Linked DNA regions of Homo sapiens: regions 1 and 3 are each linked to region 2. The links are chromatin loops, found by intact Hi-C in ENCODE. Cell type or tissue: heart right ventricle. All regions are shown on one strand. Each heading gives the region's core, and the rest is flanking DNA. Links, peaks and the distances in the headings are about the cores only. Region 1 overlaps LINC02250 (long intergenic non-protein coding RNA 2250). Region 2 has its middle 91 kb from the start of LINC02250. Region 3 has its middle 40 kb from the start of LINC02250.

Evidence for each region. Hi-C counts contacts between places; a loop is a spot of excess contacts. Peaks named below come from ENCODE experiments on the same cell type or tissue, not always from the same donor. Only the 100,000 strongest peaks of a DNase experiment are listed, where the experiment ranks them.
Region 1: a loop joins it to region 2, with 2.5 times the contacts of the local background. A loop is called at or near these places in 5 of 110 quality-filtered maps.
Region 3: a loop joins it to region 2, with 6 times the contacts of the local background. A loop is called at or near these places in 4 of 110 quality-filtered maps.

What each region holds. Positions count from the first base shown.
Region 1 is chr15:25,529,138-25,539,284 of GRCh38, reverse strand. The region is part of intron 1 of LINC02250 (long intergenic non-protein coding RNA 2250); the gene reads left to right. Among named protein-coding and RNA genes, the nearest start is that of LINC02250, 45 kb to the left of the region's middle. In heart right ventricle, for the core only: no CTCF peak of the experiment used is centred there; no DNase peak of the experiment used is centred there.
Region 2 is chr15:25,664,741-25,674,887 of GRCh38, reverse strand. It overlaps a transcript of ATP10A not described here. Among named protein-coding and RNA genes, the nearest start is that of LINC02250, 91 kb to the right of the region's middle. RefSeq lists enhancers at 765-1,472, 1,473-2,181. In heart right ventricle, for the core only: a CTCF peak has its summit at 4,793 (motif pointing left); a DNase peak (open chromatin) is centred at 4,747; H3K4me3 peaks cover 1,290 bases; H3K27ac peaks cover 2,230 bases.
Region 3 is chr15:25,613,764-25,623,910 of GRCh38, reverse strand. No RefSeq gene overlaps it. Among named protein-coding and RNA genes, the nearest start is that of LINC02250, 40 kb to the right of the region's middle. In heart right ventricle, for the core only: no CTCF peak of the experiment used is centred there; no DNase peak of the experiment used is centred there.

The sequences.
Region 1 (10,147 bases), core at 865-8,864, 140 kb after region 2:
TTACAGGTGCGCATCACCAACATGCCCGGCTATTTTTGTATTTTTAGCAGAGACGGAGTTTCACCATGTTGGCCAGACTGGTCTCAAACTCTTGACCTCAAATGATCTGCCACTCCAGCCTGCCAAAGTGCTGGGATTACAGGCATGCACCACCATGCCCAGCTAATGTTTCACCATGTTGGTCAGCTAGTCTCAAACTCCTGACCTCAAGTGATCTGCCCGCCTCGGCCTCCCAAAATGCTGGGATTACAGGTGTGAGCCACTGCACCTGGCCAGTTACTCTCACTTTGGAAACTGTCTGGCTACATTACTGGAGTTGGAAATAAGTATCACTATGCCTAGGGTGACCATATTTTGAGAGTGAATGTAGGCTTTTACCAGATAGGACAACAGGCATAAATTGGGATTGTTCCAAGCAAACTAGGATGTGTGCTCACATCAATTGTGGTATATTCTCTTACCCAGCAATGCCACTTCTAGGAACGCCAAGACACAGGCCCAAGCAGACACAGAGCAGCATCTTATGTAAGAGCCCCAAACTGGGAACAATCCAAATGCCCATCCACTTAGAGTGTATACATAAATTGTGGTGTATTCATACAGTAAAACATTAGACAATTAGGAATACATCAGCTAGAGATACATGAAACAATATGCTGACTCTCACACAGTATCGAGAAAAAAGTGAGATACAAAAAAAGTGCATGTTGTATAATTTCAGGCAACATAACATAAATCATAGTGCGATAAGTCAGGATAGTGTCACGGTAGCAGACAGTCTAATGCCTTCCCTAAAAGATGTCCACACACCAATCCCCAAAATCTATGAACATGTTACTTTTGAGGAAAGAGCTTTTATCTGAGTAATGCAAGTCCTTTTAATTATCAGGCTCAGAGAGACCTTAAAATGAGGCAGCAATTGTGTCTTGCTTCCCCCCATGAGCTTCCCCCCATGTTCATCTCATGAAACTGCTTGCTATTGCCACAAGTAGCCATAAATTAACCCAATAATGCCACACCAGACACTATAACACACATCCTAAAGCTTAACAATGGATAGCCAATCACTAATCAATGTTATTCCTGTAAACCAATGAGAATTCCTAACAAACAACTTTGTATCAGCCCACTTCCTGCCCCACTTTTTTGCATTAAAAAATCCACTAGTAACTGTGGCTGTTCTGAGTGTATATTCAGGGCTACTTGAATCCAGGCCCTCAAGCTTGGCCCCAAGTGGACTTTCCACGTAATTTTGCATCAGCTTCTTCCTTTCAGGCCAGCACCTTATATGGCAAAAGGGACTTTGCAGATGTGATTAAGGTTGAAAACTGTGAAATGGAGAGATTATCCTGGACTATCCCAAGGGCCTAGTGTAATCTCAAGAATCCTTAGAAGAGAAATAGGGAGGCAGGAGAGTCAGAACCAGAGATGTGACAACTGAAGTCATGTCAGAGTGATGCCTTGTGAGAAAGACTTGACTGACCATCGCTGGCTCTAAAGACAGAGATGGGGCCATGACCCAAGGAATGTGTGTGGAGTGTGGAAGCTGGAAAAGCTTATTCCCTAGGGCCCCAAGAAGGAACACAGCCCTGCCCGCACCTTGATTGTAGACCCATGGATACTATTTCAGCCTCCTGACTCCAGAACTATGAGATAAATTAGTGTGTTAAGCTACTAAATTCATGCTAATTTGTTACAGCAGGGTCGGGGAGGAAAATAACTTAGCTCTAAATAGTTCTTAGCTGGGATCCATTGTAACAAAAGATAGACTAACCAGAGAAAAACAAACGACTATACAGCCACGTGTCATGCAACAATAAGGTTACATGCTGAGAAATGCATCATTAGGTGATTTCCTCCTTGCATGAACATCATAGAGTGGACTTACGCAAGTCTAGATGGTACAGCCTACTTCACCCTAGGCAATATGGTATTGTCTGAAATCTAGTTATGCAGCACTGACTGTATCAACATAAATACATCAAATATACATGGGAGATACCTAGGGAAAAATGAGTAAATCTCAAAGAGATGTCTTAGTATTTGGTCTTAAATACCATCTTAAGCTAAAAACAGAGAAAGAAGGGTGTGGGGAAGGCCAGTCATGGCCAAGTGCCTAGGAAAAGCAGGGTACCCAAGAGTCAGGTTTGCTATGCAGATTTCAGCGGCTGCCTCTTCATTGATAAGAGTCTGGTGATTTAGAGTCCTCTTTCTCTTCCTGGTACAGAAAAGGAGACATCCAAGCAAATGGAGATTTTCTCTACAAATGTAAATTTCCCCTTACAAAAGGGTCACTTCGACTTTTATTTTCAGAGTTTCTCCTGTGTCTGCAGTTTCACAAAATAACCAGGTCAAAATAATCCTTATGCTAAAGAGACATATTTTGGGATGGCATATTCTCGTCTTCTACAGGAGCAATGAGAAAACTCATTTAGCCATCTTTCAAAAGGAGGGAGCTCTGGGGTTCCTGGAAATATTCTATTCATGAATCTACATGATCATGTTACACGTGTTCTTTATGAGATATTTCAACAAACATCTCATAAGGTATATTTATTTTTTGTGTGCTTTTCTGTGTGTCACAGTGCACATGCACACACGCACACACACACGCATTTTAAAAACCTACTTAACAAGAAAAAAACACAAGTTACTCAGAGGCACCCACAATATGTTCACTGCCCCCGGGTCTAGTCATGATGGTCGGTCAGGAAGTCGCCAGTTCTATTGATGCTTCAGAATTAAGTGAAAGAAGCACAAATCTGTCTAACACAAGACAAGCTTTTGGGTGCCTCACTGAAGAAACTCTAGCAAATAACTACCGAATGAGAAGATCTGGAATGTTGCCTTTTCTTTTTTAATTAAATATTCTCTGTAGGAGATGAGGTTAATGGAGTATCTAGCACAGTGCCTGGCACATACACCCACACTAACTCCCAATGTTGAATCTGAGAGTTTGAGGATTTCTTTTTTTGCTGTTTGGGGATCCTATAAGGCAGATAAGAAATGAAAATAAATACTAAGTCCCCCACCCAACTAAATCAACCCCCTCTTGGCCAAGGGGACCCCAGAGAAACCTTAGAAATTGAGTTCCCGTCCGTGAGGGAACAGGAGGTGGGACACGCCTCAGTGTGCCCCTCCTCAGTAACCTTAAACCAGAATTCTCTCTGAGGAGGAAGCAGAATCCAGCACTGGAAAACAGGAAGTGGACAACTTATTCCTTTATCGCCTTTAGCCAATCATCTGAGGGCAGGATCAGACTCCCCCTCCCTCTTTAGTCTCAGCATGACAGCCCACCAGTTTCACAATGCACCTCTTCCTGATAACTGACCACCATTTCTGGTCTGGTTTTGGCTGAATCTCAGAGGACGCACACTGAGGGGCTTCATGTCCTCTGCTTCACCTTTTGACATCAGAGGGCCAAAATGTCTACCCTCGGATCATGCCACCACCACCATTTTTTGAACATGAGACCCATGAAGGGGCACGAAGCTCAGTTGCACATGTACACATGTCTTTCCTTTCATAAATATTCATGACTCCTCCAATAGCTTATTGAATATGCATATTCATCCCCCGACTCAGCTCCCTCTACATTCCCATTCCTGCTCCCTCTACCCTTCCCTCGAAGTGCTTTGTCTCTGCGTGCGCTGGAGGCTACCCTTCCCAGCCTGCAGGATGGCCACCTGTTATGAGAAATAAAGCTCTCCTTTCCAAATATATGAACCTCACAATTCTTCAGCTGACACAGGGAATCAGCATTTAGGCCTCGATTTACCAACAAAAGAGGTTTCTTCTTGCACTTCATAGCAAATACAATATTTTGTCTCAACTACTGCCTTGATTTTTGAAAACTTTGCTTTGTGAAAATTACTTGATTTAGGGACATTCCATGTAGAAAATGCCAAATTGAAAGGTTCAAAAAGAAGTCATTCTTGTTAATCAGAGAAAGCCATATAGGAAAAAAGAAACTAGAAAAGGTTATGCCACAGTCATTTGCCTTATTAAAGCAAACTCAAAATGTTCAAAATTGAGATTTAAAGTATTAGTGATGCTGGTAATTATAAAAGGGTTCTCTGGCCCACTATACTCTTCCTGGGAATTTATTAAGAAAATTATTCTACAGGAGACTAAGGAGAGTGGCAGCAGGTCGTTTCACTTGTAGTCAAGTATGATAGTCTTAGGTGTCAGTTTGATTGGACTGAAGGATACCTAGATGCCTGGTAAAGTATTGTTTCTGGGTGTGTCTGTGAGGCTGCTGCCAGGGGAGACTGACAGTTGAGTCAGTGGACTGGGAGAGGAAGACCCTCCCTCAATGCGAGTGGGTACCATCCAACTTGGCTGCCAGTGGAGCTAGAAAAAGCAGGCAGAAGAAGGTGGGATGAGCTGGCTTGCTGAGTCTTCTGGCTTTTCATCTTTGTCCCATGCTGGATGCTTCCTTCCGTTCCTCCTGTCCTTGGACCTCAGACTCCAGGTTCTTCGGCCTTTGGACTCTTGGATTACACCAGTGATTTGCCAGGGGCTCTCGGGCCTTCATCCACCAACTGAAGGCCGCACTGCCTGCTTCCCTGTTTTTGAGGCTTTTGGACTCGGACTGAGCCACTACTGGCTTTTTTTCTTCCCCAGCTTGCAAGCGGCCACTTCTCCCTAATAAACTCCCTTTCATATATAAATATATTCTATTAGTTTTGTTCCAAGAACCACCCTAGCTCCACTGAAGGGCCTCACGTATATCCACAAAATGACCGTGTCTATCCTACTGCTGCTGCTGTGAGTCAGTGATATGTGGGTGGGAGTGCGCAGGTGCAAAACTTGCATCGCATTTCCTATCTTGCTAAAACAATCAAGAGCAAGTTGAATGTACAATTACTTTTAAAAATGAATAATAGTCAAGTTATAATAATATAAGATGGCATGGTGAGAAAAGAAAAATAACTTTTAACTGAGGAATACGAGTTCTTTTGAATTACCAGGCCTAGAGACATTAAAATGAAACCACAATCACCTCCTACTCCCTGCTTTGAGCTGTGTATTCATCTCCTGAAACCGTTTGCTATTGCCACAGGTAGCTATAAATTAACCTAATAGCGCCTTACGAGACACTGTAAACAACACCGTAAAGTTTAACAATGGATAGCCAATCTCTAATCAATGTTATTTCTGTAAATCAATGAGCATTCCTAACGAACAACTTTGTATCAGCCTACTCCTTGTCCCTTTTTTGCCTTTAAAACCTGCTTGTGGTCAGGTGTGCTGGCTTACACCTGTAATCCGAATATTTTGGGAGGCTGAGACAGGCAGATGGCTTAAGCTCAGGAGTTCAAGATTAGCCTGGGAAACATGGCTAAACCTTGTCTCTACAATAAATAAATAAATAAATAAATAAATAAATAAATAAATAAAACCCACAAAAATTAGCCAGGTGTGGTAACATGTGCCTGAAGTCCCAGCTACTTGGAAGTCTGAGGTGAGAGGATCACCTGAGCCCAGGAAGTTGAGCCATGATCGCAACACTGTACTCCAGCCTGGGCGACAGAGTGAGACCTTGTCTCTAAATAAATAAATAACTTTAAAAATAAATAAATTGGCCAGGTGCAGTGGCTCATGCCTGTAATCCCAGCACTTTGGGAGGCCAAGATGGGTGGATTGCTTGAGCTCAGGAGTTTGAGACCAGCCTGGGTAACATAGCAAAACCTCATCTCTACAAAAAATATAAAAAATTAGCTAGGCCTGGTGGCATGCACCTGTGGTCCCAGCTACTCAGGAAGCTGAGGTGGGAGGATCACTTGAGCTGGGAGGCGGCAGTTGTAGTGAGCCAAGATCGAGCCACTGCACTCCAGCCTGGGTGACACAGCGAGACTGTCTATAAATAAATAAATAAATAAATTTGCTTGTAACAAAGGCCAAATGGAGCTCATAGCCAGGGTTACATGCGTTTGAGTCTTCTAGGCAGCTGTCTTCACTTTGGCTCAAGTAAGCTCTTTTAATTATATTTTGTGCCTCAGCTTCTTTCTTTTAGTTTGACAGGGAAAGAAGAACCTAGTGTTATTTCTATTCCACAGTTTCAATTAAGGAAGCTATATATGCCTAATACACAAAAGCTAGAGAAGAGCATATTTGCAAAGAGTCATATTCAAGTTAGGGGATTACAGATGATTGATTTTTTTTATTGTTCACGCCTGCCATAATTCTACTACATTGATTTTACAGTTAAATAAACAAGGAAGATTTATTGCTTTATGAAGGAATTTCACCATAAGATTCCTTTAATACTAAACACCCCATTTGCAAAATAATTCAATTGCAAACATTTAATTTTAAATAACAGTATTTGAGTAGAGCACACATTGCATGCAATAGGGCATGTCTATCCCCTGCCAAGCTTTATGAAGAAAGAACCAAACGGGTGAGATTCTGGTCACTGTATTCTGGGCTGTTTAATTTCAGGGTTTAAGTACCTTGTTTGGGATTTTGGGTAAGACATCTGCTTATCTTGGCGTGGCCTGTACTATTTTTGGTGTTCAAAAGAGAATTGGGATTGTATCATCTGGGACCTACATATAAAAGAACGTGCTTTTCTTGCCAACAATGGAGCTGGTGAATTCTCTTTAAAGCACTCTAGTCCTAAAGGAAAAGAAAAAAGTCCTCTTTAATATACACTGCATGTTCAGACTAAGCAATAGGTTGTAAAAAAGAGAAGAGGTTATTGCAGACTGAACTCAGCAGACATGCTTTTTAATGCAGAGCCAGCTTCTTAAATATGTCAACACTGTTTTCTGCAGGGGATAGAGGCAAGGGAAGCTTCCACAGCCCTGTCATGAGGTGCTTCCTGCTCACCCTCTCTATCTAATGGCTTGGCATTGTTTTTTGTTGGCAGTGTTGTGGCTAATGGCATGATTACCTTAGGGAAATTAGGGGCATAATGCAGAGGATGGAGAACTAACTGGCCAATATGTGAGCAAAATACCTACTGCCAGCTCTTTCCTAAGAGCAAGAAGCAAGACCACAAATCCAAAAGAACCAAGTTCAGGAATCTCAACCTCCTTTTAAAAATAAAGATGAAGGAAAACCAGTGGTAGCTTCATGTGCAGCAGCCAAAGATTTTACATCTGGAGGATTTCTTTCCTGGAGGAAAATTCAAGTGTGAGCAGAGCACCTGCAGATTGAAAATGATCTTGTGAAAACGCGGACTCGGGAGGTGCCCCAGGCATGCGTTCCAAAGGAGCCTCCCAGCTGTGCAAGGCACCAAGTAGGAGCTCAGAAAACGGTCACCACACTCAAGTGCACAAAAATATCAAGAGTATAATGGCATTGCTTATGGAAAAAAGTAAAAAAAAAATATGATTAATACAGAAAGAGAAGAGGACCTGCAAGAAAGACATTTAAGATTGAAGAGGGAAAAACTCAAGAGGAACAAGCTGTGAAGAGAGATTAGTGATAACAGACAGCACGTTTACATTGTGTGTAGCTTTTGACCTGTGAAAGATGGAAAACGTGTGCCATGTGCTCAGGTCATGCCGGCTTCATTATTGCACCCATCTAAGCTGACCATGTACCCAACAATGTACTGGACCTCAGCCACTGGCGAAGTGCTTCTTGTCCAGCAGGAGCTTGGGAAAGGCCAGTGGAGCTCCCATGGAAACGCCGAGGGGAGCTGACAGGGCACAAACACCAAGTCTCCCAAATACTGTGCACCCGTAGTCACTTCCTAACTTGGCCAGTCCAGGATCACTCAGAACCCACTGAGGAGGGTTGTCAAGGCTGTCTCTTTAAATTCAGCCCAAGTTCTCCCCAGGAGCCTAGCCTATTTCTATTAAAGGACTGCTGGTTTCTTTTCTTCTAACCCCAGGCCAGCAAGAATCATCTTTTTGCAAAGCAAGAAAAGGTCAGGTGGAGAGGTGCTTATTCCTGCCTTCTCTTTGACTCTCTTTTCAAAAGAAGAAAACAAATGGGTAAGATGAAATGTGCCCTGGGAGAAAGCAGAAGGTTTATCCATCAAGCTGTTTTGCTCCCTTTGATGGAATAGGTTTCAAATAGCTTCCTAAAATAGGAGTAGGTTGTGCCACATCTGGTTTATAGAGTTCATGTGTTTTAAGGGGCCAATTTTAAATTCTATAACCACCTGAAAATGGGAGCAGAAAAGAATTCATTTTTGTCACAAGCACCAGAGACCCTATCATCCTTTGCTTTTCATCCACATTTAACTGGAAGGGTATACATTTATTTCTGAAACTTCAGGGGTGGTACAACCCATGAGGAAGCACCTGCAACACAGATAAGTGGAGAACAGAAAATAAATTGGTATTGTGTGTAGCTTGCTTCCTCTGAAAAATTGAAAACATGTACCATACTCTCAGGTCACACCTGCTGGATTATTCCATCCAAGCTGACCCTGAACCCAACAATGTACCAGACCTTGAGGGGACTGCAAAGGTGCAACAAAGGTGCAATGTACTGGCTTAAAAATGAAGACAAGAGCTCAGAGAAAGGATGAGTTGTGTTGAGTGGAAGCAGGCATCGAATCCAGCATGGGAAGACCAATGACTCTGCTAACTTCCATGTCCCTGCCTCTGCCAGCCTGTGAAGTTCCCAGATCACCCTGTAATGCTGAACCCAAAGAGATCCTATCTCTACAAAAATTTTTAAAATAAGCCAGGTGTGGTGGCACATGCCTGTAGTCCCAGCTACTTGAGAGGCTGAGGTGGAAGGATCGCTTGAGCCCAGGAGTTCGAGGCTGCAGTGAGCTATGATCATGCCACTGCACCCTGCCTGGGTAACAGAAGGAGACCCTATCTCTAAAAAGAAAAAAAAAAGTGGGCAAAGGACATGAATAGATATTTTTCAAAAGAAGACATACAAATGGCCAACAAGCATATGAAAAAAGGCTCAACATCACTAATCATCAGAAAAATGCAAATTAAAACCACAATGAGATACCATCTTACACCAGTCAGAATGACTATTATTAAAAAGTGTAAAAACAACAGGTATTGGAGAGGATGTGGAGGAAAGGGAATGCTTATATACTATTGGTGGGAATGTAAATTAGTACAGCTTTATGGAAAACAGTAGGAAGTTTTCTCAAAGAACTAAAAATGGAACTACCATTTGATCTAGCAACCCCACTACTGGGTATCTAGCCAAAGGGTGAGAAATTATTATATCAAAAAGATACCTGCACTTGTATGATTATCACAGCATTATTCACAATGGCAAAGTCATGGACTCAACCTAAGTGTCCGTCAACAGAGGACTAGATAAAGAAAATTGTGTCACATATACACCATGGAATACTATGCAGCCATGAAAAAGAATGAAATCATGTCTATTGCGGCAACACAGATGGAACTGGAGGCCATTATCCTAAGTGAAATAACTCAAAACAGAAAGTGAAATACTGCATATTCTCACTTATAAGTGGGAGCTAAAGAATGGGTACACATGGACATACAGAGTGGAATAACAGGCACTGGAGACTCCGAAAGGTGGGAGGGTGGGAGGTGGCAGAGGGTTGAAAATTACCTATTTTTTACAATGTTTACTATTTGGGTAATGGGTACACTAAAAACCCAGACTTCACCATGACACAATATATGCACTTGTACTCCCTAAATATATAAAAATTAAAAAATAAATAAATAAATTTTTGGAAGAGGTGCTGTAGAAGAGAGGTGTCCAACCCCACACCTGGCCTTGCCACAGGCATAGGAGCTGCCACTTTTCCCAGTCCACCTGAAGTGATTTCTACCATCTCATTGATATGTTTTCTTTACCATTCATTTTCTTTGCTTCCTTTCCCTCCTCCTTTCCTGATTTCTAATTCATTGAAAAGTTTTCTTTGTTCCCATACTATTCCAACTGGTTTGGAAGTTATACATTCTACTTATATTCTTTAAGAAGTTATTCTTAAGTGTTCAACATGATTCTTTAACATGGTTGAAATCTGATAGATCACTTTGTTCTGGCCCTGTAGAATATGAGACTCTCAGACTTAGATCCTTGTAAATTCTTATCTTCTGTATTTATTGTTTTCTAATCTTTTAGTTTCACTGCCTTTTAAAAACCCATCTAGATCAGTTATCAATGTTATTATTTATAAGAAATACTAATTTGGATTTGTCAACATGTTCACGGACTTCTTTCTTCA
Region 2 (10,147 bases), core at 1,330-9,329:
CCCAGGTGAGACTGGGGAGGCCCCAGGCCCCGGGCTGTCCTCCCATTTCCCTTCCAGCTTTCAGCACAGCTGCCTTCTCTAATGCCACAGGCAGATTCGTGCTTTACTGCAGAAAGTGGTATTTCCTAGCTCATAATTTAATTATTTTAGAAAAGGCTATCTTTTTAGTTTTACAGATGTTAACTTTGCATCTCAAAGTTAAATGACAAAAAAATAATAAATAATGTAAGACAGACCAGCTGTCCAGCAAATAATCCAGAGAGAAATGCAAAAATGTTCTGGACAGCCAGGGCTGACCCATCTATGCCTTCAGAATGAAGCTGTGAAGTTTCTTTTTATTTATTTATTATTCCCGAAGCCGTGAATTTTAAAGAGGCCTGGCCAGGGACACAATCACTAAATAAAACAAAGAAGGGGATCCTGACTAGCTGGGCCGTCTGAGTTAACCAGACGTCATTTATTATCAACAGCAGTCCCTACGCTGGGAAGACAGCAGAGGTGTGTAGACAGGTAGTGCCAAGCGTCTTTCTCATCCTGAATCTCCTTTGTCCAAGCTCAAGGCCTGTGATGAAGACTCACTCTCAGGCCTTTGGGGTACAAGAGGCTGCCATGGTTATTCTGTTTGGAAAACACTTCCAGAGCCCTGACCCCACGGTGCATGGGTGGCTCTGCCTCATCACCCAGCAAGCCTGAGGGGACCTGGGTGAGCTTCTTCTTTGCCCTCCAACCCTGCAGGGGCGTCAGGGCACCATGCAACTCATGCCCACATGCACTTTGATGGAGAGCGTCCCAGGCTGGGGACACACACCAAGGCTTGCCATCACGTTCTTTTCATCAGTGTAACAGCGGTAACTGTCCAGGGACACGCAACCTCCTTGTCTCCCATCACACTCCGTGGCCCAAACACAGCACAGCTGGAGCCGGGAAATATCCACTAGGTGAATGCCCATCACTGCTACACACTCACAGCTGTCTCCCTCGGCACCTGCACACGCAGGACAGCTCTGGACAGGTGGGGCACTGAGGCAGCCCAGCCAGGCTGCCAAGACAGGGCTAAGAAGCCCAGTGGAAATTGTGGATTTCACCAAAGACTCCCAGAGAGAAGCATTGCCATCCCCTCCCTTCTTTAAATGCAAAGAAAAAAAAATAGTTTGTTGTTCTCAGGACTTCTGGGCATGGCAGTCTCAAAAATGAGCCAAAGCAGACAAGAAAGGGCATGCAAGGCCTTCTCTGGGTGACAGTGACGAAGGGTGAGTCCTTCAGAACGCTCTACTCTGGAAGCCCGGCCCACTGCAGAGTGACATCTCCGTCACTTGGAAGGGCAACGTCGTCCCCCAGCTGTCGGGTCCAGTTCATGCTTGTGAAAGTCCTATGTGTGTGGCCACACATGTGAGGACACATTAGAGTAGTTTGAAACTGAAGAGAGCAAATTGCAGAATGAGGACAGTTCTGACAGAAATGTACCTCTTTTGCAGCTGATGTAGCTGAAAGCCATTGGCTGCTGCACGGGAGCAGCAGTTGTATAAGACCGACACCCAGGAAGCCCCACCTCTCCTCGACGCTTGTTTGAAATTTCTGCCAAGGAGTGTCCATGACAGTGGGTAGCAGGGGCCTCCTCCGCCCCTGCCCAGCGCATAGGGGGAGTCCAGCAGGTTTTGCCTGAGCTACCTCGCTCAACCGGAGTGGGCTGCTCCTGTAAAACCCACCCTCCACGTTGGAATGAGATTCCAGTTCATCCTGACGGCTGACCACTGGAGTGGCAGCCCACCCTGCAGCCCTCAGAGCCCCTGAGGGGCCCTGGGTATGGTTTTGCATGCTGCTCACTGGCCCTGCTCATTGGCCCTTGCCCCTGTGACCCTCCTTCTCCTCGTCCCACCCCAGGATGTTACGCTTGGGATGTGGCCGTGCACACATCCGTACAAGTGTCTCAGGAGCAGTGACCACAGGTTAGTCCTTAAACTAGTAACCCTCCGCACACCTCGTCTTGCCCTAGGACCCCTTCTCCCTCCCAGGCACCATGATTTCCCTTACCCTCGGTCTACCCTCGAAAACAACCACCAAACATATCCTACAAGAGTTTTTTCCATTGTTTTGGTAATCATTCATATAAAATCTCATAACAAGGATAGTCAAGGCATACTCAACATCACTAATCAATAGAGAAAGACAAAACCACAGTGAGATAGCACCTCACCCCCATTAAGAAGGCTTTCTGGATCATTTAAACAATGAAGAAATGACAAGAGCTGGTGAAGATGTGGAAGCTCCAGAGCCCTGTGCACTGCTGGAAGGAATGCAAAATGGCACAGCTGCTGTGGGAAACAATGTGGCAATTCCTCCCAAAATTAAAGGCAGAATGACCATCTGATCCAGCAGTTACAGTTCCAGGTACCTACCCAAGCAATTCAAAGCAGGGACTCACACAGATATTTACACTGCCATATTCATAGCAGCATTCTGCACAATAGCCAACAGATAAACATAGCCCATGTCGGCCGACAGATGAATGAATAAACAAAAATATGGACTCTACATAGAAGGGGATATTATTCCGTCTTAAAAGGAGGGAATGTCTAACACATGTACAACACAGATGAACCTAGAGGACAGGAAACTGAGTGAAGGAGGGCAGTCACGAAAGGACGGGCCGGGCACGGTGGCTCACGCCTGTAATCCCAGCACTTTGGGAGGCTGAGGCTGGTGGATCACCTGAGGTCAGGAGTTCGAGACCAGCCTGGCCAACATGACGAAACCCCGTCTCTACTAAAAATACAAAAATTAGCTGGCGTGGTGGTGGACGCCTATAATCCCAGCTACTTGGGAGGCTGAGGCAGGAGAATCACTTGAACTCAGGAGGTGGAGGCTGCAGTGAGCCGAGATCGTGCCGTTGCACTCCAGCCTGGGCAACAAGAGTGAAACCCCTTCTCAAACAAACGAAAAAAATAGGACAGATGATGTGACTCCACCTACATGTGGTGCCTAGAGTAGTCAAACTTGTGCAGACAGGAAGTAGAATGGGGGTGGCCAGGAGCTGGAAGGGGAAAGGGGAGTTCGTATTTAATGGGCACAGAGTTTCCATTTAGGTTGATGAAAAAGCTCTGCGATGGATGGTGGTGCTGGTTGCACAACAGCATGAAGGTACTTCAGGCCCCGGAACCAACTATATGCTTTAAAGCGGTTAAAATGATACATTTGATGTATGTGCAAGTTACCACAACAATTTTTTAATTAAAAAAAAAAGAGGCAAGAGCACCTTAGGGAATACAATTTTAGATCAAAATATTTTCAAAGCACTCGATTCCGAGACAGAGCTCAGAGAGGCTTCCAGAGCCTCCAGCCTGAGCCTGCTTGGTGGCAGGGCTTGCCTCATCACCCTTCACTTTCAGAGCCTCTGAAAGTTCATCTCCTTGTAAAATCAACATGACAGCAAATGTGTCTGCTCTGACTGGGAAACCCTGAGTAACTTGTTGGAACCCAGGTGGCCATAAATCTCTGTCCTGAGTTATGGCCGGAGATGCAGGAAACACGTGGATGTGGAGGTCCAGTGCAAGTCATTCTGCTATTTTTAGCTCCCACTTTCTCTCAGAGAAAACTGGGGGCTGACAGCCAGGGGCTCGGAAGCCATCAGAAGAGCCACGCTGGGCAGGACAGCTCCCCTGGGGCACCCGGCCGGCCTCTGCAGACATAAACTGGGACACCTTCCCCAACCCTAAGCCAGACACTTCTGCTGTACACACACTGTATTTCCTTTGCAGGAACTACTGCCTCATGATAGCATCTTGTATACTTTATACTCGCTTCTTATTTCTCTGCCCCTTATCCCCTCCCTTCCCACTAAGATGGGGAGTTTCCATCTCAAAAATCCCATACAAGAAATGAGAGAGGAGAGAGAGGGAGAAATTATCTGATAGACGAGACAGTATTTTTCACGGTTAATTGAGGATGATTTTCATAACTGGCAAATGTCATTTTGATCTTCGCTATTAGAACATCTGCACCATCTCACAACAGGAAGCACAGCTATATTCCTTGGGATTTACCTATTCTTAGAACTAAGAGCACACATTCCACCAGCTGTCTCGTGTTGAAAATGTTAGCTTTCCAAATCCACGCAATTGGATTGAGCGTTTATAAATAGATTCAATAAAAGGAGGTTCCATTAGGTCTATACACTAAAACTGGAATTTTTTAAAGATCCTCCAAGGCCCCTTTTATTTGGTCTGTTCTTGAATCATGCCCTGAGAGCAAACCATGCAGTTTTATTGCTGAAGATAATATACATTGTTTTTTGAAAAAAGAAAGGTAATACGATATTCCTCTGTGTGAAGAAGGAGCTCAATTCTCGGCTACACCTAAGCATGCAGCCGCATAGTGATCCCTTGAAAGGAAGTGTACGTGACACATTCAGAGACTGGGAGCCCTCCTGCTGGAAGAGGCTGTGTACACAAAGCCTGGTCTCTGCAGGGGCTTGGGGAGAGGTCTTCACAGCCCCCGAACCCAGGAAATGCCCCCCCGCCCCGGCATTCCTCAATGCACATTCCAGATTTATCAGAAGGCACTGGAGTTAAAGGAAAAGCAAGCCTGCGGTGTATTCCAGTGACATATAAGAATAAGCCAATGCTTCTGGTGTGCCGCAATTTCATCAGTGCTCTCCTAACGCTGCTCTGAACCCTACAGGAAAAATCGTGCCTCCCTGAGCTGTAGAGTGTGAGGCTCTAGGCTATTTTCAGCCTGGATTTCTCACGCGGGCTGGCCACGTGGGGCTGCGGCTGCTGCTGTCTGCAGCCTCCCTGCTGGGGATCCTGCACAAGGAACCAGGATCACATGTCCCCTCCCTCTGGTGGTTCCCTCGTTCCCTCCCCCAGCCCTGACAGGGATTCCCAAATCCAGCCAGGGGTGGGAATCAAATGCAGAGACCCCAGCCCAGGGCTAAGAGTGGTCTCTTTAAATGAGGATGTTGTCTCCAAGACAACTGTCCCATGTTTTCCTAAATGCACATATATATGTAGTTACATATAATCACCTTTTTTAAAAAGCTGTTTCCATGTGCTCTTATTAAGCATAGCACAGTGTAAAGCACAGTCTAGCAAAGTGATGGTGAGTGAGTGCCCACAGGCTGAAGGTGCATGTAAGTAACCTCTGAGAGGGCTTTACCAAATGCCACCCTCAAACACACACACACACACACACACACACACACACACACACACACCATGGCTATACGTGTGCTCGGTATGCGGCTTTAACAAAAGTGTTTAAGATGGAGATGATATGAACTTGGTTCTCTCGAAGCAGAAGCACCAAGGTTTCTCTGTGTGGCAGCTTGGTTCTTACACAGTTAGGTGGAGGGAGGAGCAGCTGGATGCTAACCGTATTCTTGGATCTAAATAAATGTATTTTATACACGGTTTCATCTCTGCCTGCATCCCTATGCTTTGGAGTCAGCTGACTGCGGTGTGGGGAGGCTGGGATAGGAATTCAGGTCCTTCCCTTAGGGCCATTAGATCGGCCACCTAATGTGATGTGACACCCACACATTTCAAAACCAAATGAACCAGCACCCTCCAAGCGCCTGCCTGACGTGTCTCTCATGATGAGGCAGACATCCATCAAAGTGATTTATGCAGATGGACCGCCTCAGCCCTCACAAAAGCCTGTAAAATTTATTCTAATTTCACCCAATGTGCAGATGGGAAACATCAAGTCCCAGAAAGGGTAATTAACGTGCTCAGGTCACATGGCAGTAGCGGTGCAGCTGGGACTAGAGCCCAGGCAGGCTGGTGCATGAGTCTTCCTGACTACATTCTAGGATCTTGGTGGAGGAAAGGTTCTGCAAACAGGAATTTCCACATGTAAGTCAAAAATATGAATTCCATTTGTGCATAGACATACCGATTGTCTTTCTCAAATCCTGGCCTTTGGAGATAAATTAAAATAAACACTTTAAAGGTAATTCCTGTGGGCCCCATGTTATTTCTAAATCAGGGTTCATGTGGCACCTACTGTTTAATTCAATTCACTCATCCATTCATTCACGCATTCAACAAATGTGCACTGAGAAGCACGCCTGTGCCAGGCCTGGGTGCCCCTGCAGCACCCTCAGTGCGCTCACGGCTTCACACTTGGGCCCTGTCCTGGGTACGTTTGGTGCGTTACTGGAGACACGAGCTTTGTGTCAGGTGTGTCAACAAGCGCTGCGAAGGGGCCACATGGGGCAGAGGCTGGCATTGGTGGGGGAGGAAGGGAGGGCAGGCTGGGGTGGGGGGAGCTAAACCAGAGTGGGTGAGAATGTGATCTTGGCATCAGGAGAAGGCACTGGGCTTGGACCCAAAGCAAAGTAACAAGAAGGGGCTTAGCATAGTGGAGTTGTGTGGGAGGGAAGGAAGAAAGGAGGGATGAGGGAGGGAGGGAGGGAGGGAGGGACGGGTTTGCCCCAGGGCTCCAGACATACACAGAGATAAACACAGTGGTATGCACCATGAGGACAAAACTGGGACCAGCAAATGTGGTGGATTTTCTCTAGAATCATCTGCCCTTCCTGCCCGTCTGCTCTCACCCACTGGGTAGCAGGAACAATTTAATGTTTATCCCGTCCCCTCCAAGCAACTCTTCGGGCTGCTCCTCAGTAGGGCTGCTTCTCCTTGCTCTCATCCCCAAGTCTCCTCACCCTGCCCAGCCTTTAAGACGAACCTTGGCTCTGTGAGGGGAAGGTTTTGCAAGGATTGGGGCGGTGGGGGCTCCTGGACCCACTGGAAGGTGTGCTAGGACTGTCATCCACGTGTACAGGCTGCGAGGCTCCTGCTACCTTGACTGCCGACATCAGGGCTGTCAACATGTGGGCTCTCAGGGCCCGCACAGGATCCGGCAGCCTTCCCCCAGGGCCAGCATACTGCACAGGGAGTGTGGCCTCGGGGGCACGTGGGGGATGCCGTCAGGCCTGTGCTCATGGAGAAGGGGTGACGGGTACTGCACTGCTGGAGCTTTCCCTGTCTTCATGCCGTGGATCCCCAAGGTCGTCTGCAGAAGACCATGGACTCCTCACACTCATGCTTCTAAGTGCATGAAATTAACTATATCAGGTGACAGAGAAAACCAATGACACTGAAACAGCAAAATAAGTTTTAAAAAACCAACTTGCTATATGACAACATATGTGCATCATTAATGCATTAAATAATCTGGAAGCTGGTTTCATAGCTGCTGCAATTTTGGAATAGTGAGCACACATGTGTGTCAGGATAATTGCAACAAGCATAATGTGAATGGAAATAGCTGATTGCTGTTGGGGACAGAGTCCCCAGGACAGAGGGTTGCCAGATACAATACAGGACACCAGTTAAATTTAAATTTCAGGTAAACAATGAATAACTTTTGTAGTGTAAGTATGTGTCAAATATTGCGTGAGATATACTAAAAAATTTTGTTTATCTGAAATTTATTTAGGCATCCTGTATTTTTTATTTGCTGAATCTGTCAAACATTGCCTCCCAGTACTGTAACAGTCGTTTATTATGCACATTTATAACTGAAAGAAATGCTAACTTTTGGTTAGAGATTAGTGGCAATAAATATTTTTTTCCCACCCAGGTGTATGGACCTCCCTTGGTCAGGAAGCCCTGGACCAGCACCATCCCTCAGCAGACATTTGGGTGCAGGGCGTCAGCCCACGGCAGGCACCTGTTTTCTGTTCTCACCATCATGCTTCATGGGCTCTAGACCCTGTTTACCTGCTGGCCTGGCCTCACTTGGGGTCTTGCTAGTGTCCTGGACCCTGAGTGTCTGCGGGATGATCCAGAGACTGTTGGGCTGACTCCTCATTGGGGCCTCAAGCCCATGGTCAGTCCCTGTAAGACATCATCTCTGCCATCTCTGAGTGTGTCTCATCTGGACCACCCAACACTCTACCGGATGGAGATTCTTCTCTTATTGGGATCCTTTTCTGGATTATAAGTCCCATGAAGACTGGAGTTAGATCCACCATTGTATTCCCAGCTACTAAAACAGTGCCCTACGCACAGTAGGTGCTTAATATTTTCTGAACGAACAAATACATAAAATAACAAAGAATTACAGACTTCTTATTATGTTGCTGATTATGATTATGTTTGTCATTTGTGTGTAAAATGTGCCCAGAGAGGTAAAATGGAGCCATTTGATACAGCCTTAAAAACCACAGGGATAGGCCGGGTACAGTGGTTCACGCCTGTAATCCTAGCACTTTGAGAGACCAAGGCGGGCGGATCACGAGGTCAGGAGTTCGAGACCAGCCTGGCCAACATGGTGAAACCCCGTCTCTACTAAAAATACAAAAATTAGCCGGGCATGGTGGCATGTGCCTGTAATCCCAGCTACTCGGGAGGCTGAGGCAGGAGAATTGCTTGAACCTGGGAGGCAGAGGTTGCAGTGAGCTGAGATTGTGCCATTGCACTCCAGCTCTGGGTGACAGAGAAAGACTCTGTCTCAGAGCGGGGGAAGAAAACTATAGTGATAAATTTTAATTTCATGAACTGGGAACTTCAGAGCCATGATGAGCTTCTTGGGAGAGAGGGATATATTTGTAGTGTCAATCGAGAAGGAGTATTTTGGGCATCACTCCTGGCTTTCATGAACTGGGAACTTCAGAGCCATGATGAGCTTCTTGGGAGAGAGGGATATATTTGTAGTGTCAATCGAGAAGGAGTATTTTGGGCATCACTCCTGGCAGAGCAAGTGGGAACGAGGAAGACAGCATGGTGACTTCTCTCAAGACTACTGTGCACTAGGAAATCTGTTCCAAGCTCCCTTCCATATGGAAGTGATGTCATAGAGTCCTATTTTCTTCTCTTGGGTCTTCCTAAAATCTGCATCTGAAGCGGCTTCCATAATGCTCAATATAACCTTCCTCCCCAGATCTGGAAGATGAAAAGTCCACCCCCTCCAAGACAGTAGCTGAAGTTTCACATTAAAATGAAAACCTGCCTCTGGGGCAGAGAACACTGAAGTTGGGAAGGTCATGATTTTCCAGCAGTAATTGCCTATCTGGTCCCATCATCTTTTTTGTTCGTTCAAATTCTCAGTTAGTCGGATACATTCAACATATCTGAGCCCAATATGAAAGGGAACTGTAAAGATCACAGCAGCAAATAAGCTCTGGGTACACCCAAAGGGGTCCAGTTGAATCTGAAGTGTGCAGACATTCGGACGTGGTACCACACATGGCCTGGGCGAAGTGAGAAATCACCTTTCCATTCCACACAGACACCTCCTGAGCTCACAGGCCCACACCCCAAGTCAACCCCTACCCCATTCCTCCCCTACTGTCCCCATCTCTGACCCCACCCAATCCTTTCTGAAATCTTCTTAGTTCAGCTTCAAAATGTGTCCAGATGCAATTGTCTCTCCCCACCACCACCCCCAACCCCTGCACTGACTTCCCTGGGACTGCACTCACAGTCCGACATTTGCTCCCAGCAAAGGGGGCCAGATCTCCGTGACCTCCTGCATATGGAGGGGCACACTCCACACTAGGGAGCTGCAGGTCCTGCTCCTCCATGCTCTGTGAGGCCCCTGCACCCTGCGGAACACTCATGATCACCCCACCTGTTCTACTAGGCTCAAGCTTTTCTCTTTCCTCCATGCCTGCCACCCTCTTCAGATAAACTCTCCAATTCACTTTTACACAGATGCTCCTTGGTCCTTGTCTTTGCCCTGCCATGAAGTTAGGGGGTTATCTTTGTCTTTGTTTTGTTTACTTCAGTATCCCAAGTGCCAAGAGCAGTGCCTGGTACACACAGAATGTTCCATAATTATTTCTATGATGAATGAGTGATGGAGCAAACGAATGAATGGATTCAAAGATGAGTGAGACAGATGACTCAGACTTAGTTTCAGGTCGTTTCCATCTGGCTAACTACCAAACCAGCAGACTAGCCGTGTGAAGGATACACCCAATGTCAGAGGAAAGACTTGGGCTGGGCACATTCTCTCATTCCCACAGAGGAACACTCAAGTTCTCGGCAAGCCTGTGCAGAGTGAGTTTGACCGTCAGAGGCAGTTTGTCCCTCTAGGCTGGGGTCATGCCAGCCTTCAGGGTCCACCTGTTATCATAGAAGAGTTTCTTACTCCATAGTTAGAAACTTGTGTGTCTCTCTCCTGCTTGTGATGGAGC
Region 3 (10,147 bases), core at 1,482-9,481, 51 kb after region 2:
GGTGTAGAGAACCAGTGAATGAGGAGTGCTGGGGAGGGGCTGGTGATGAGGGTGCCGGGAAAAGCTTTTCAGAGCTGGGTGGAGGCCAGGGGGATGAGTCCTGGAGGATGGCCAGGTGTGAAGGAGCAGAAGTCAGGTAGGAGAAGTCAGCATGAGAGAAGGCAGGGTAAACCCATTTTAGGATTCAGGGAGGGAGCCACTCACACTGTCCTGGGCACAGCAAATGGACTCCTTCCAGGCCTGTTCTGAGGTACCCATGTGCCCTGGAGCCACGATTTTGTGCCTCCTTGATCTTTTCAGCCCCTGACAAATAGCTCTTGAAAATATTGCTTGGATTCAATACTAAGCAAATAAAAGTGGGGAAAGTCCTTTTTGCACAATAATCACAGCAAGCCAGACGACAAACGTAGAATATCTGGAAATGAGGATCCCACTGAATGGTGCACTCCCCTCTGCAAGCTCCCACGCAAACCCAGATGACAGTGGCCCTTTGTGCATTCAGTCCCAAGGACACTCTCGTCCCTCCTGAAGCCTTGGCAGTTTGACCTTCTACACTTTGCTGTTAGGGGCAAGTAACCTCTTGCTTCTCGGTGCATGTTCTTGTTATTGTTTGCCCAAGGCTGCTCACATTGCTACTGTAACTGTCAGGATCTTGCAAGACTATGTCCCTGGAGGTGGCTTCAAGAAGCGTCCAGGTGTAAACGGAAGAAATGGCAGTTGGACCAGCATCTTCCAAGGAGTTAACCAAACCAGCGGCTGTCTGGTTCCAACTGCAAACTCCAGTAGACACAAAGGGCTTGCCCAGACACTCGACTGGGAGCCTCAGCCACACTCCAGCCTGCTTTTCGCTTGCGCTGGCCCAGTCCCTTAACATGACCAGCCCCCACGTTGAGTCTTTGCAGTTTGCTGCCAAACTGCAAAATGTACATCGTCCCAACCCACATCGCCAAAACAATTTCCAGTAATCCCCTGCTTACTTCAATCCTGTAACTTTTCATTTCCCCACATCCCCTCTCGTCACCTTTTTGGTTCTCCCTTTTATACTTCTCATAGCCTGTTTTTGTTCCTTCTCTGTTCTCTTCTTTAAAACCCCTACCACCTTTAGGTCTTGGTTGGAGTTGAGTTCATTTATGCTGGTGTCCCTTTCCCCCATTGAAACAGTCTGAATAAATCTGTCTTGCCACCTTTAACAAGTGTTCTGTGCTGTTTCTCGTTGACATAACCAGCTGGGATACCAGACCCTCTCTGGGACTAACTGAAGATGCTTCCTGACCAGCAAGTCAATTGGGACTCAATGTGACCAATTAGTTAATCCGAGCTGGGGGCCAGCCTCAGTCCTCCATTAGCATGGCCACAGTAAAACCTCTACCATCAGCATTCCTGAACTTTCCCTCTCAGAGACTCAGGTGAGCAGACTTCCTCACTGGTGTGGGAGCCCTTGCCTGCGGAGTAAATTCCCAGCTCCACTCGCTGACCCCTGGGGCACCCAGGGTCCTCCATGTGTTCAGGGGAACATGGGCTGTGATTCAGGACGGGATCTGCCCTACCATGCTCGGGATAAAGAACCAGAGACCTAGGCCGAACTGCAAACACCACCACTTAGAGCTACCATTGACGCACCCCCTCCTCTGCACCCTACACTGTGGGACATTCACACGTATCTATTTTCATTTGATTTTCCTCCAACAACTCTACCAAAGAGGAAACCAAAGCCCGTGAGGTTGAGAACCTGCCACAGTCGCAGAGCCAGGACTTGGAAAAGTGGAGGTTCCATGTCATGTGCCTCTGGTCCCAAAGCCACCCCCACCCCACGCTGTAGTGTCTTCTTGCCCAGTGCTCCATCACTGGGGCAGTGGACACTTGAATAGGAGAGCTTTCCCCAGATGCACCTCTGAGGTTTGGAGTGGAAACACCGGGGGCATGGTCGGGCGCAGTGGCTCCCAGCTGTAATCCCAGCACTTTGGGAGGCCAAGACGGGTGGATCACCTGAGGTCAGGAGTTTGAGATTATCCTGGCCAACATGGCGAAACCCTGTCTCTACTAAAAAATACAAAAATTAGCTGGGCATGGTGGTGGGTGCCTATAATCCCAGCTACTCCGGAGGCTGAGCCAAGAGAATTGCTTGAACCTACAAGGCGGAGGTTGCTGTGAGTTGAGATTGTACCACTACACTCCAGCCTGGGTGACAGAACGAGACTCCATCAAAAAACAAACAAACACACAAAAAAACCAGCAGCAGGGCGGGTAACTTGAAGAATGAAGCCCTTGGGGCCAGGGCTGGCTCCCAGACACCAGTAGCCACTGGATTCTCAGGACAGGAGAGAAAACCAATCTGCTACAAGAGGTGGCTGGAGGGTCAAGTTCCAGGGTGGAGAGAAGCCAGCCAGGAAACAGCAGGAACTCCAGGAAGCAAACATCTTCAGGGTGGTCTCATGGCAGCCTCAAGCCAGCAAAACACTCTCTGGGGCCCAGATAGGGAAGTGTCTCTCTCACACAGGACACCTGAGTTCTAGGCAGAACCCACAGGGCTAGCATGCCTGTGACTGGGAGTTTGCCATGGCTCAGGGTCCCTGGGGAGAGAAGGCAGATGCCGGCAGAGTTGGACATGTCTGCTGACCCTGGCTGGTGCCCACCATGATGGATCTGTGTCCAGGCTTGGGCTGCTTGGCCAGGCTTCTAGTGAAGGGAGGAACCAGCCTGCGCACCAGAGTCAGTGCCATCAATCCAGGCAGGTTCTCAGCAGCTTGGGCTATTTCTAAGCATGAAGTCCAGCAGCATTATGTACATCCAGTGCTGTGCTACCACCACCACCCTCCATCCCCAGAACTCTTCGTCTTGCCAATTGAAGCTCTGTACCCATTAAACAGGAGCTCCCCTTTTCCTCTTCCCCCAGCCGCTGGCAACCACCATTCTATTTTCTTTCTCTAGGAATTTGAAGACTCTTGGCACCTTATGTAAGTGGAATTATCCAGTATTTGTGCTTTTGTGACTGGCTCATTTCACTCAGCATGTCTTTAAGGTTCATTCATGCTGTGCCGCATTCCGATTTCCTCCATTTTAAGGCTGAATAATATTCCATTGTATCCATACGCCACATTTTGCTTACCCATTCATCTGTTGATGGATATTTGAGTTGTTACTACCTTTTGGCTGCTAAGAACAACGCTACTATAAATGTGGGAGTGCAGATATCTCTTCACGACCCTGATTTCAATTCTTTTGGGTATCTACCTAGAAGTGGAATTGCTGAGTCATATAATAATTCTATCGTTGGTTTTATGAGCAAATTCTACATTGTCTTCCACTGTGGCTGCACCATTTTACATTCCCACCAGCAGTGCACACAAGGGTTTCTACTTTCTTCACATCTTTACCAATATTTGTTATTTTTGGGGATAGTAGCCATCCAAATAAGTGTAAATAATGTATATTTTTAAGCCCTTAGATTTTTTGTTTTGTTTTGGTTTTTTGCTACAGAGTCTCCCTCTGTCGCCCAGGCTGTAGTGCAGTGGCGTGATCTCGGCTCACTGCAACCTCTGCCTCCGAGGTTCAAGCGATTATCCTGCCTCAGCCTCCTGAGTAGCTGGGATTACAGGCACCCGCAGCCACGCCTAGCTAATTTTTTTATTTTTAGTAGAGACAGAGTTTCACTATGTTGGCCGGGCTGGTCTCGAACTCCTGACCTCAAGTGATCCACCCGCCTTGGCCTCCCAAAGTGCTGGGATTACAGGCGTGAGCCACCTTGCCCTGCCTAAACCTTTAGATTAAGGAAAGTAGGGAAGTGCTTCTGCTTAGGGCCAAAGACTCAGACAATCAGAGCTTGGGGTGAACACAGCAGTCTTTTTCCAGGAGCGGCAGGCACAGCTACTTGTGCTCTTCGACATCTGCTTACCCATTGGTATCTGCATGTTTGACTCTGTCCCAGGCCAGGAGTCTAACCCCTATGGGGTTAGAGCACCTGTCATCTTTGTGTTCCTAGAGCCTAGCCAAGAGCCTGGCGTGCAGCAGCATTCTTGGAAAGGGTGTGTTTCATGGAGTTCTTCATCCCAGACATGCGTTCCTAGACATAGGCACCTATCACCCTGAATCAGCGACTTCTGCAAATGCTTTCCCATTCGTACGCTGGCTTTCCAGCCAGTGCCGGAAAACGTTTTATCTTCTCTTGGTATATTGCTTTATGAAACTGGCTGTGGATGCCTAAATGAGCCATTTTTCACTCCTGGTGACCAGCTTCATTGGTGTACTAATTCCCACAAGGACGTGTAAATCCCCTTTTAAGCTGGAATATCTCCAAGGCCCCATATGCAGGTAGTGAAGGTGGAAATATGTGCTAAGAAAATAAAACCTACATGGAATGAGCCCTGGAGATCGCAGAGAGCATGGCTTAACAGCAAGTGGGGGAAGATGCCTCTCATCAACCCCCATGGCCCGTGGCCGGTGGATGTAAGTCTGGGCTTTCAGGGACAATTTTTCAAATTAAGGCTAAAGAGGCTCAGAGAAATGCCTGGAAGTGTCAGCTCAAATCGTGTCTCATTTCCGCTTGCTATGGTCCTTATGGCCGTGATATCTAAATCCTTTCATTTCTTTCAGTAAGGAGCTGGTGCTGCTGCCAGCAGGATCCTGGTCACAAAGCTGGAGTGGAGAGAAGCAGGAGAGACGGGCTGGCGCTGGATTGGGGAATCTTCTTCTGATATGAAAGGAAACAACAAGCTTGAAGCAGGGGACCTGTGAAAACCATGCAGGAAGATTCGGTTCTGAAATCCGAGAGGAGTGCAGGATGATGGGCACACGTAAAACCAGAAGGGGGGCATCTAGAGCAGGTGGGAAGCCAAGAGCCTGGAGCATGGAATGAGCCAACTCAGCAAACTGCAGCTGTGGGAGGCTGTGGGGTGCATAGGGAAAGGGGCAGGGGCCGCTGAGCAGTGTGGACAGCGTCAGCCAAGGGTCTCAGTACAGTGCATGGACAGTGTATGTGAGCGAGCGTCAGTGTGCATGCATATATGTGTGAGTGTGTGAGAGAGAGCATGTGTGTGTTTGTGAGTAGTGTGTCTATGTGTGAATGCGTGTTTGAGTGTGTATACATCAGTGCATGAATGTGGGTGAGTGTGGGTGAGTGTGTACATATGTGCACATGTGAGTGTGAATGTATATATGTGTACATGTGTATGTGAGAGTGTCTATATGTGTGAGTGTGCATGTGGGCTTTTGTGAGTGTGTATATAGGTGTGTGAATAAGTGTGAGTGCATAAATGTGTCTGTGAGAGTGTGTGTGTGTGAGTGTGCATATATGTGTGTGAGGATAGCAGGTCCTCAAATAACGTCATTTTTAAGATTGTTTTGTTACGATGTTGATGATTTAAAAATCTATTCCTGGCCAGGCCACTGTGTGGAGTTTGCACGTTCTCCCCCTGTCTGTATGGGTTTCCCCAGGTACTTCGTTCTCTCCCACATCCCAAAGCCGTGCAGGTAAAGCAGATCCCCATGTCTCCATGGTCCCCGTGTGAATGAGTGTGGCTGTGTGAGTGCTCCCCATGAGGGCATGGCATCCTAGCCAGGGCGGGTTCCCAGTTTGCACCCTGAGCTGCCGGGACAGACTCCTGTCACGTGAGACCCTGAAGTGGAATAAGTGGGTAAATAATTCATACTAGTTTTTACTAATCTTTCTTAAGTGTTTGTATAGCTCACATGTACTTCAATGTTTAATATTAGAAGTGTTTTGGTCTTTATTAAGAAGTTTGGTGATTTTTTGTGAACAGAAATATGTCATAGAAACTTAAGTCTTGTTTATCTCAATTAGCCTATGGTAAAACAGTTTTATTATACATCATTTCACTGTGAACCTATCGAGGATATTTAGGGAGGACTTACTGTATGTTTGTGTAAGTGCGAGTGTCTGTTAATAAGTGTGTATGAGTGTGTCTTTAGTGTGAGTGTATTTGTGTGTGTGCGTGCACACAGATGTGTACAGGACACCAGGAGAGTGGTTGAGGCTGGCCTGACTCAAACATCTGGGGCTTGAGGGTTGGTGTCACTTTAGGACAATGTAAGATGCTTCATCTTAGGACAGTTCACACATTTTCATATGCCTCCTCATTGTTAGAAAACTGTGTACACACATGAAAAAATGCTCATCATCACTGGCCATCAGAGAAATGCAAATCAAAACCACAACGAGATACCATCTCACACCAGTTAGAATGGCAATCATTAAAAAGTCAGGAAACAACAGGTGCTGGAGAGGATGTGGAGAAATAGCAACACTTTTACACTGTTGGTGGGACTGTAAACTAGTTCAACCATTGTGGAAGTCAGTGTGGCGATTCCTCAGGGATTTAGAACTAGAAATACCATTTGACCCAGCCATCCCATTACTGGGTATATACCCAAAGGACTATAAATCATGCTGCTATAAAGACACATGCACATGTATGTTTATTGCAGCACTATTCACAAGAGCAAAGACTTGGAACCAACCCAAATGTCCAACAACGATAGACTGGATTAAGAAAATGTGGCACATATACACCATGGAATACTATGCAGCCATAAAAAATGAAGAGTTCATGTCCTTTGTAGGGACATGGATGAAACTGGAAACCATCATTCTCAGCAAACTATTGCAAGGACAAAAAACCAAACACCGCATGTTCTCACTCATAGGTGGGAATTGAACAATGAGAACACATGGACACAGGAAGGGGAACATCACATTCCGGGGACTGTTGTGGGGTGGGGGGAGAGGGGAGGGATAGCATTAGGAGATATACCTAATGCTAAATGACGAGTTAATGGGTGCAGCACACCAACATGGCACATGTATACATATGTAACAAACCTGCACATTGTGCACATGTACCCTAAAACTTAAAGTATTATAATAATAATAATAAAGAAAACTGTGTACTCAAATATGACATTTAAATTGTTGGAGCTGGCTGGGCACAGTAGCTCATACCTGTAATCCCAGTGCTTTGGGAGGCAGAGGCAGGAGGATTGCTTGAGCTCAGGAGTTTGAGGCTGCAGTGAGCTATGATCTCACCACTGCACTCTAGCCTGAGAGACAGAGCAAGCCTCCGTTTCTAAATAAATAAATAACTGTGGTAGCTACCTTCAAAGATTCCAAGGACTTCAAAAGGATCCTTGCCTCCCAGTATTCATGCCCTTAGGTAGTCACTTCTTGTACAGAATCAGGGCTGGTGTGGGTGACCCACACAATATGACGGAAGTGATGGTGTGTAATGCCCAAGGCTGTTTCATAAAAGGCTCTGTGGCTTCCACCCCTGTTTCTTGAGTCACTGGCTCCAGGGAAGCCTGCTGTCATGCTGGAAGCACACTGGCGAGGCCTGTGGAGGGGCCCACGAGGAGAGACAGTGACTTCTGGCCAACACTCAGCAACCCCTGCCAGCACTCTCTGCCCAACATGTGAATAGCACCTTGGAACTGAATCCTCCGGCCCCATTCAAGCCTCTGGATGACTGCAGCCCTGGCTGACACCTGACTGCAACCTCAAGAGAGACCCCAAGTCATAACCACAGACATTGTGAGACAGCAAATATTTATCACTATTTGAAGCCATTGAGTTCGGGGCAATTTATTATAAAGCAATAGATAACATATAATATGGAAAATGGGTAAAAGAATGATCTTTGAAAAAATCCTTCTTGTTTAAAAATCCTACTTGTTTTCTCAAGTAGGTTATTAAAAATTATACATACATATAAAAAGAATAGTTTCAGATACATAACTTTAAAAATGCAATTGTATCCATGTTAATGTTTTCAGGTGATTTATAAAAATGTGCTGACCGAAAAGAAAAATATGAACCATACGAACCATGAAAGGTGACCCTTAGACTATGGAGCTCACATTCATATTCCCCTTCTAGCTCTTATCCCTTGACAATTCCCAGTGAGGCTCCATCAAAAGGTAGCCATCCACGTGGAAGATTAATGGAGCCACTACACAAGGGCAAGCAAGCAAGACACCATGCGACACTTCCAGACAAGAGATTGCCTGGAGATTTCGCAAACACACATTTTACTTCAGAGCTGAGCTCTTATTCTAACTCTTGGTTGCTTTCTCCTGCCTTTGGCATTGGAGTGTAGGCTGGAGTCCTCTTAAGGCAGCGTCTTCCAAAAAATATCCTCATTTGAAACAAAGACCGGGTTGTGACAGACAGATCATTTGTGATGGTAAGTTCTTTCCCCACTTTTCTCCCTTTCTGGAAATAATTTTAAAAACAATCCTGGTGATTCTCGGAGGCCATTAGACTATCTCAGAGAAAGCATGGGCATTTGACTGAGTAGGGTTGACCCTGCACTGTCCTGCACCCCAAGGGCACTTGTGTGGCTGCTATGACAAGGGAGTGACATGTGGGCCCCATTCTAAGCCTGTCAATCATCCTGGGAGGCTATTTCCAGGTAGGGGCCTGGGACTCCCCTTGTTACAGAGAGACCCAAGAATCTCTTCCAAAAAGGAGGTAAGCAAAGAACTTATCTGAAGGAAGGCTGCATTGAGTCTTTTTCTGGAAAGGTGATCTGCCCTCTATGGTTGGAAGCACCTGAGGGTCAGTGTGACAGTGATGACAAGTTGGACCCAACTTTGAACCAGATCAGGAGAGAGGGCAAAGCTGGCACCTCACAAATCCAGAGGAGGGGTCTTGTGTCATGGGAATGCCTCCTGGGGACTTGCAGGAAGTCTTTGAGAGAGGTCAGGTGAGGATAGAGCCAGAAAATTGCGCCTTCACCTTGTGAGTGCTCTGGAACAGCCCGTTGTGGTGTTTGCAGTGCTTGCTCAAAAGAGGGAGCACAGAGTCAACACTGTTAGGACCAGATGGGGCTCTGGTGTCAGCAGTGACAGCAAAACCTTGTCTGATTACAATGTGTTCCCCTTGCTCCTCAGGGACACAGGAAGGGCAGCATCTCTGTCATTTCGTATTTGTTAAGTGGGGCCACCCAGGGATACCTGGCCCTCCCTTCAACCAGGATTTGACTGTGAGGGTTCAGTATGGCCTTGGCGCTCACTGCGTCTTCTGATTCCAGACATGAGAGAAGGGTCTCTGTACCTTTGTCCCGACAGTGACCTTTGTCCGAGAATGACTGTACCTTGGTCACTCAATAATTCAGTGCTGATGTGAGGGCTAAGACTGCAACAGAGGAGCTTCCCTGGACAAACGCCCCTGACCTAAGGACAGCAGTCTCCCGTCTCCCTTGATAACGCCACCTCGTCATTGCCATTTGACTGTAGGGAAGGCCTTGCAATTCAGAAAAGAATTATGACAAGGAACAGAGAGAGGGCTCGGTGTGGCTGTCTACACCCTGGCACTACAGGTCCACACTTTCAACACGGGCTCCAGGCTTCATGTTGTCTTTGCCCATGAAGTTCACGGGCCACATGAAAATAATAAAATGCCCCAGGTGTCTACAAAACAAATTCCACAGGTTGGTGAAATGATGAAAAGGTATTTATCTGGGGATGGTCTGACATTAAGAAAAAATATTTTGATCATTGGTTTCAACATTTCTAAAACTAACAATATTTTCCTTCAAAATATCAATACAACTTCAAAAAGCACTGCAGTTTCCTGCCTGCCTGAGAAAGAGTGAGCTCCAGGGATAGCTGGTCATAGGCACTTGTGAGCTCTCCATTGCCTTGCGGGTGACGAGCCCCTCACGGCTAAGCCACAAAAGAAATGGCCCCGTCAGCAGCCCCTGAACCGCAGTGGCCAATGCAGACAGGTGTTTTCAATGGATTCCGTGGAAGAGGAGCTGATTCGAGGATTTGGGGCAAGTCTTGTTTTGGGGAGGTGATCCCAAGGAAGACTGCAAGTGAGGGAGGGAAGACAGCCAGTAGGAGGTGTCATCCAGCAAGTAACTGCAGGGACAGCTGGAGACCAGTTTTCCTGGGGACCTCTATCCACAGTGGAGAACACACCCAAAGGTACTCCAGCCAAGCAGTGAGAAGTAATTTTAAATTATACACATACATTCACCATTTATCTTTATATTGTGCAATGACAGCAAATATCAACATTTAACTCCTAGGCAGAGTCAAGGAAATTATACCATTTGTATTTTGCACATCAGAATGTCTGTATGTTTCTTACCAGAACAATGACTGTGGGAAACTCACTCATCTGATTTTATTT